Linked DNA regions of Mus musculus: region 2 is linked to region 1. The links are chromatin contacts, found by POLR2A ChIA-PET in ENCODE. All regions are on one chromosome and are shown on one strand. Each heading gives the region's core, a stretch centred on a gene start or an enhancer-like site at or near the end of the contact. The rest is flanking DNA. Distances are from core to core; before and after follow the strand shown.

Evidence for each region. ChIA-PET counts read pairs that join two places held with the same protein, here RNA polymerase II (POLR2A).
Region 2: POLR2A ChIA-PET joins it to region 1 with 10 read pairs in Patski. The contact joins the enhancer-like site here to the promoter of Rad50 in region 1. POLR2A ChIA-PET finds 5 or more read pairs at or near these places in 2 of 5 experiments (Patski and embryonic stem cell).

The regions. Positions count from the first base shown.
Region 1 is chr11:53,705,298-53,709,667 of GRCm38, forward strand. It overlaps Rad50 (RAD50 double strand break repair protein), which reads right to left and starts at 2,022. Exons shown (of 25, transcript NM_009012.2): 1 at 1,630-2,022; 2 at 688-771. The coding sequence starts at 1,758.
Region 2 is chr11:53,848,278-53,852,185 of GRCm38, forward strand. It overlaps Gm12216 (predicted gene 12216), which reads right to left. Exons shown (of 4, transcript NR_033332.1): 2 at 1,728-1,833. Among named protein-coding and RNA genes, the nearest start is that of Gm12216, 9.0 kb to the right of the region's middle. Within about 2 kb of position 1,814, at least 2 of the 3 ENCODE cell types and tissues checked have a DNase peak (open chromatin) inside an H3K27ac peak, as active enhancers do.

The DNA.
Region 1 (4,370 bases), core at 772-3,271:
ACAAGGCATTCCAAAGATTTACATCACGGTAGACTATGGTGAAAAACTAAAAGCAATCTAACTGCAAATAATACTGCAACTATTAATGATTTTATATAGCATCACAAATTTCAACTAAAAGACTCCAGCTAAATTAAAAAAAAAAAAGTCTAAAGATTGAAACATCCCATACACCAAGATTAAGAAATCATTATAGTGGTTTTGCTTTCTTCTTCAAAACTTCCTTTTATTATTTGTTATTATTATTAGAGGTGTGTGTGTGTGTGTGTGTGTGTGTGTGTATGTGTGTATGTACACGCGAATGTCTGTGCATGACACAAGGTCAGAGAACTCATTGTGGAGTCAATTCTCCCCTCACCCTTCTTAAGTTTGACCCTGGCGTGACCAGCAAATGTGTTTACCTGCTCTTGTCAGCCCTATTGTGCTTTAATAACTTCACACTGTATGACAGTGCTCTGGGGGGAAAACCCCGAAATGTACCATTAGATAGGACTATGATCTCTGCTGGGTTAAACAGTACATAGGAAAATAAAAATGCCAACAATGGTTATCACTGGGTGCGTCCACTGCAGGTGACCATCTTCTCTGCATACTTTCCACTCTAAGGTCCTCTACAATAAGCAACCACTACTTTTAGAATTATAAAAATTTAATTCTTAAAATACAAAACTTTACAGACACCATTACCTTGGGATCATGAACAAATGTATTTCCTTTGGTTCCAGGAGGGAAATCTCCAGTACAAATATACTTTAGACATTCAATGATGGTCTAAAAAAAGAGCAAGTTGTGTGTTATTTAGTGATGAGAACCACAGTAGTTTATGACAAATATTCATTCACAGCCAGGTGTGGAGGTGTGTATCTACAATTCTAGCATTTGGTGGACAAGAAGATCAGGTCAGCCTAAGCTATGTGGGATGCTGTGTCCAAAATAAATAAATTAAATAATAGCAAAAAATATGTATACATGTAGCTAGTGATTATAAGCGCTTTATTATGTCTTCCTTCCAGGAGATCAAGGCTAAGAACAGACCTGGTACAATGTCAAGTAACATTTCCACATAAAAGTCCACCTCCTGACATTCAACATCCAAGTTGGTATTTCTGGCTATCTTGCAACTTATTGTGTAGATCAAACTGGCCTCAAACTCATAGAAATGGGCATGTCTCTGCCAATCTAGGATTAAACGAGTGTGTCACAACGCATTGCCCAAATCTTCAGAAGTAATAAAATAATTTTCCAGCGTTAGGGCTACTCTATCAGCTTCATGTCCACAATAAGTCTTTTTTTTTCCATCGTTATGTTTTACCAGTAGACATGTTTTGCAACTCTAGGTTACCTATCTCTCATATTTAAAAAAAAAGCTTTTTGGAGGGGCTTTTGGGAGGTCCCAGTTGGGCACAGGTAGGTGGCGAGAGTCTGCTACGCTTCCGGAACTAGGGGGCGGGGCTGGGAAGCAGGGGCGCAGCCGGCCTTCCCCGGGAACGAGATGCCAGAGCGGAGCGCACGCGTGGGCTTCCGACACTCCGAGTTGCTGGGCCGGACCGGCTCTGAGGTCCCCGAGGCCCACGCAGCGCGCAGGGCGACGCCCTAAACACCTTCTGGGGCCCTCGCCTCAGGACTTACCGTCTTCCCCGCCCCATTGGGTCCAACCAAAATTGTGAGGGGGCTGAAGAAAGAGATAATCTGCTTATCTTTATCCTCTATCCCAAAACTTCGCACGCCCAGAATGCTCATCTTTTCGATCCGGGACATGTTTGCACCACGTTCCTTTACTCAGTGCCAGGGGCGAGTTTTAACCTCAAGGCGGAAGCTGGGCAAGCCGGGAAGGAACGCCGCGAGAGGACCCAAAAGTTCCGAACACGCGCTGCGAGCAGGAGCTCCGGTGGCGAGAGCACTTCCGGCCCCGCGGGCTTCGGTTTCCCGGGAGGGCGCGGGCCGGTTAGGGTCTGCACAGCCCAGAAAAGCCAAGCGAGCCAGCAACCGTAAGCTCGCACATTCCCGCCTCGCACGACCTGGGGTCACGTGGGGGCGGGCGCGTACTTGTCCACGCCTCTCGCACGCCCGGGGCATGCCGGGAAGTGGGAGTCCTAAGCAACACGAGCAGGACGAGTAGCTGTTGTCTTTTAGAAGTTGGGCAGGGAGGCAGCTGCCACCTATCACTGTTTGCTTTGACGTTTTGAGATCGGGTCTAGCTCTGTAGGCTCGAACTTGCGATTCTCCTGCCTCAGTCTTCCAAGCGTCGCTATTACAGAGCCTCCTAGCCCATCTTAAGTAGCGAAGACCATACTTTACGTCCACATTTGGATCCCTGGACCGCATGGGTAGGCTGGGGTGCAGTCGGAGACCCCAGTTAGTGGTTTGTTAATGACATCTACTGTACGGACAGTACTGTTTAACAGCGTTTTTCACTGTCACTTTTTATTATTATTATTATTTTTTTTTTTTTTTTTGGTTTTTCACTTTATAGTGGCGAGTAGTTTCTCTTGATCACGTGACTGTGGTGCTGCCATTACAATAGACTGCACTCTTGTATATATTTTTCCTTTAGAATAAATCAGTTTTCATTTCTACTAAGCTGTAAATGTTGCTAGTTAATGCTTACATAGGCTTGTGTTGAGATCCTTGCAGAGCTAATGGTTTTGTGAGCTGGAGAGGTGGCTCAGTGGTTAAGAGCACTTGCTCTTGCAGATTGTCGGGGTTCAATTCCCAGCACCCACATGGTGGCCCCAACCATCTGTAATTCCAGTTCCAGGGGATCTAACACCCTCTTCTGACCTCCCTGAGTTCCAGGCATAGACATGCTGTAATACATGCAGGCAATACACAAAGTATATATGTGTGTGTAGGCTTTTTTTAAAGTTTTGCCACTGAACTATTAGTAACATATACAATGCCTCCACCCTCAGCAGTATTTAAAAGTGCAAAAGGAGTTTAAGACCAAAAGTTTGTGGACCCAAAACCAGATGCTGTTCCAAGACAGGGTTCTTATAAGTAGGAAGAAAGTCCGCTCCTGTCAACAAGGTCACAAGGTAGGAATTAGGTAGAAAGGGGCTGGCTATGGAGGCTCAAACCTGTAATTCCTGCACTCAGGTGAGTGACTGAGGCAGGAGGATGCCTTTCACTGTTAAGTGTGGACTAAGAGTGAGACCCTGTCTCATACAAAAATAAAAGGCTGGCCTGGCGTGCCCAGCCCTGATTCATAGATCAACAGCACAACTCTTGGACCTAGGCTCACAGAACATGTCAGAAGAGGGGGTGAAGAGATTGTAAGAACCAGAGGTCCAGGAAACCTGTGAGATTGTGTCTCCTAGAAATGACAGAAAATTTCACACATGATACCATAGCAATATGGCTGCCTAAACAAGACCTGAACAAGGACAGCATCAGTAGACATGCTGACATGGAAAGGGAGCCCATAGAGAACTACAATGGAATTAACTGCTGAGAAGAGAAGAGGTGGTCTTTTCTGGGGAGGAGTTGGTTATCCAATACCAAGTGGTTAGCCCTGAAATCATATGTGTACAAGTAACACTAACTGGCTCGGTAGGTTGTTTGTGTGTGTGTAAAATAACAAAGAGGCCATGAATTTGAGAGAGAGTAAAGGGGAGACAGAACATGAGAGGGCTGAAGGGAGAAAAGGGAAGGGGGAAATGATATAATTACATTTTAATTTTTCCATTGTCATTTTGTGACGTGTAATCTTGGCAGCCAGGAACTCATTATGTAGACCAAGCTGGCTTCAAACTGAGAGAGCCACCTACCTCTGACTCTCAAGTGCTGGGATCAAAGGTGTGAGCCACCACACTTGGCTTCATGCTTTAATTTTTTTTTTTTCAAGAAAAAGAAGAAGCCAGACAGACCTGGTGAGACAAGCCTGTAATCCCTGTTCTAGGGAAGCTGAGGCAGGAGGATCATTGCACATTCCTGTGGGGAGCCGCCCTCACATTCGCCGTTACAAGATGGCGCTGACAGCTGTGTTCTAAGTGGTAAACATAATCTGCACACGTGCAGGGGCAGTTTTCCCGCCATGTGTTCTGCCTTTCTCGTGATGACAACTGGGCCGATGGGCTGCAGCCAATCAGGGAGTAATACGTCCTAGGCGGAGGATAATTCTCCTTAAAAGGGACGGGGTTTTGCCATTTTCTCTCTCTTGCTCTTGTTCTTTTTCTTGTTCTTTTTCTTGCTCTTTTGCTTTCTTGTTCTTGTTCTTTTTCTTGCTCTCTTGCACTCTTGCGTTTTTGCACTCTTGCTCTGGCTCTTGCTTTTGCCCTTTGCACTCTAGCGCTCTTGCGCTCTGGCTCCTAAAGATGTAAGCAATAGAGCTCTTGCTCTCTTGCACTCTTGCTCCTGAAGATGTAAGCAAT
Region 2 (3,908 bases), core at 564-3,063, 140 kb after region 1:
CAGAGTGAGTTCTCAGACAGCCAGGGCTACTGTTGAAACTCTGTTTCAAAAAAAACAAAAACAAAAACAAAACAAAAAAAAAAACAAAGCGAGGAAGGAGGGGTGAAGGTAGGAGGGAGCAGGAGAGGGAGAAAGAAACTGGATTGTAAACAAAATACATCAATTAAAAAGTTGTTTTGGAAGGCAGGAGAGATGGCTCAGCGGTTAAGAGCACTGACTGCTCTTCCAGAGGTCCTGAGTTCAATTCCAGCCCCCACATGGGGCTCATACCCATCTGTAATGGGATCCCATGCCCTCTTCTGGAGTGTTTGAAGACAGCGATCATACTTGGAGAGTCTCACTACGTAGCCCTGGCTGTCTGGGAACTTACTATGTAGATCAAGGTTTCCTCAAACCCATAGAGATCAGCCTGCAGCCCTAGAACTAAAGATATGAACTATTATGCCCAGGCCCAAATTTAAATACTTTTTAAAAATTAGTAATTTTAGGCAAAAGACAAAAAGCAAACTTGATTTACAAAATACCTCTTTCTTCCAACCATAAAAACCTCACTCTTTTTTTGTTTGTTTGTTTTTTGTTTTTCAAGACAGGGTTTCTCAGTATAGCCCTGGCTGTCCTGGAACTCACTCTGTAGACCAGACTGGCCTCGAACTCAGAAATCCACCTGCCTCTGCCTCCCAAGTGCTGGGATTAAAGGCGTGCAGCACCACCGCCCAGCAAAACCTCTCTCTTAAGCAGGGTGTTTGGTAAAATTAAGATCCAACATTCCAGCTGAGTGTCTGGAATTCCATAGGATGAAGACAGTGTGGAGCAAAGCTGACCCAGGTTGGGGCTGAGCAACAGGGACCACCAAGGTTGCTGCTGATGTCACAGGAACCTTCTCAGGTGGGGACTTAAAGGGATCGCAGCTGAGGGACAGTCATCACACCAAGCCCAGCAGGTGAAATTCAGGGAGGGCGGGTAGAAGGAAGGAGGGGTGCAGTGACTTTGGCATGAAAAGGCAGAGGTAATCTCAACAACAATACAACATTTGGTAGAAACACTAACAAAATGGGATTAAAAAAAAATAGACCACCAGCCCATTCAAGTCCACTGAGTTTTCTTTAAAGCGTTATTTTTTGTGCCTGTGCATGTGCACAGCTGTGTGTGTGTGTGCCATGAGAGGCCCGAGGAACACATCAGTCTCTGGAGCTGGAGTTCCAGGGGTGGGTTATGAGCTAGGAACGGAACTCATGTCCTCTAGAAAGAAAAGGATGTGTTCTCCACCCGCAAGCATTCGCAGCCCCTGAGGTCTCTCCAGCCCCTCAAAGGACTGAAGCACAAATAAGGTCTTAGGGTAAGTAAGCTATTAAACTAATGGGTTGTGGGTGGGGTGATCAAGGGAGTAGTCTGGCCTTAGGGCTGACAGAAATCGGGATCTGGTGAGCCAGGATAAGTCCCCAGTGGACCCTGAAGCACTACAGAGCAGCTGTGAGAGCGACTAAAGAGCCTAGCACAGATACCTCACACTCCAACATACCACACACCTGCTGAGCTACTGGGGTGCACTTTCCCCACTCCCACCCGGAGTCCTTCATTCCCTGCAACATTAAAAAGATAGCTGGTTTCACAGATTATGGTTTTGTAGACGAATTGTGAATATCAACTAACAACTCCAACACAGAACACATGTGGTTCACATCAGCGCCTACAATCTAACGCAGGAGGCTGCAAAAGCTCACACTCACTCGGGGCTGGCTTCCAGGCAAGTCTTCAGAAGGAGGGAGTCCATTTTCTTCTTTCTTGGCTGTCCAGCCTCCTGACATCACAAGGAGGCCCGGGGCATGCTGCCACCTGCAGGCCAGACATAGAAACACTTAAGACTGACCCAGAGCACTCAGCTAAAGCCACCCACCAAAGCAAGCTCTTCTGGCCCTCCCTACCTCCCTGCCCTTTCTATTTTATTTTATTTTATTTTATTTTATTTTATTTTATTTTATTTTTATTTTGAGACTGGGCTGTGTAGCGCTGGTTGGCCTGGAACTTGCTTTGTGGACCAGGCTGGCCTCAAACCCACAGAGATCTGGATGTCTCTGCCTCCAGAGATTAAAAGGCACAGGCCACCACACCTAGCTGCTGTTTAAATTTTATTTTTTAGACCTTGATATCAAAGCTGGCCTGAAACCTGTGATCCCCCTGCCTCATCCTACGAAGTGCTGAGACTGGGGGTAAGTGCCGCAACATCTGGCAAGTATAAACATTAAAAAAATATTACATGTATGTATTCGTCGACTTGGGAGGGGAGTGTGTGTGTTGGCATGTATGCTCTACAGCGTGTGTGTGGAAGTCAGAGGACAACTTTCAGGAATTTGGTCTTTCCTTCTACTCTGTGGGTCTTGGGGATTGAACTCAGATTATCAGGGTAGAAGAGAAGTGCCTTTACCCCACTGAGCAAGCTTGCCAGTCCCATCCAATTTTTCTTTCTTTTATTTTTCTCCCCCTAACCCCAAGATAAGTCTTTCTACATAGCCTGGCTATCACAGAACTCACTGTATAGACCAGGCTGGCCTCCAACTCAGAGATCTACCTGCCTTAGCCCTCCAAGAGCTAAGATTAACACACCAACCCACAGACATTTCTTAATGACAGCAGCTAACCCACACGCAGCTGTAGACCACATGCTTGGCTTTTATTCATTTATTGAATCCTCAGAGCAACAGGTGAATGTTTTTTAAAAGGTCTCCACCAGTCAGCCTAATGTCAAAATTAGGCTGGGTGATTAAAATGAAGAATGGGGATATCAGCTGATTTCAAAGAGGTTGGTGAGAAATGGAAACCTGGAGATGCTGAGTACCCTGGAGGCTGTTCCCACATCTTCACGAATACAGCACCGCCCTGGTATTTGGGGTGAGAGATGCATACACACAAGATAAATTTCTCCTCTCAGGGCTTCCACTCTACTACTAGAGGTAACACAGGAAAGATGGTAAATGCGGAGCAGGAGCTACACAATGGCTCAGTGGGTAAGTACCTGCACAGGAGCAAGCAAGCAAGCAAGCAAGCAAGCAAGCAAGCAAGCAAACAAGCAAGCATCAAGACCTGAGTTCGATTCCCCAGAACTCATGTAAAGCCAGGTGCAGTGGTGCATGCATCTATACTCCAAACGCTCCTATGGGGAAGCAGGAGATGAGACAGGAGAATCACCAGAAGCTCACAGGCCACTTAGCCAGGAGGGCACAGCACAGAGGCAACCAACCCAGACTCTGCTTCCAGCAAAGTGGAAGGTGAGGACCATAGGCTGAACTTGTCCTTTGATCTTCACACATTCACCATGCCTTGTATATGCACACACACACACACACACACACACACACACATCCATAATACACATGTGCACATGCACACTCACAGACACACATGCTGAGCACGAGCAAAGTATAGGCGGTAGAAAACGAGATCAACAAACAAATCTCGTGTATATTCCTTTGTCTTCAAGAGCTCCCTGACCATGTCAGGTTTTGCTTGCAACTGCATGTCGGGCACCTGCTAGGGATACAATCATAGGCAAGCTTTAGCCAGGCTCTTAGCTCCTATGGAGTCTTTACATAGTAACTGTGGTCCCTGCCGCCTAGAGTGTTACCACAGGAATATTTGCTACTCTCTGTAGAGTGAGGACATCTTGGGTGGGGTGGAGACCTGCAGTAGGGAGCATGCTCTGTGTACAGGTTAGGTCACAGACAGGAAGCGGTGTGGAGGCAGCAGGCGGCTAAGAAGGGGCGTGGCCAGCCTTTCAGTGCACTTGATGCCAAACAGTCGTATCCTCTGTGAACCACAGCAACTCTCAGGGTCCTGGGCAGAGAGGAATAATGTGCTCAGATGTGTGTTTTTAAAAGATTATGCTAGGTAGTGAGTTGAAAGGCAATCATCTC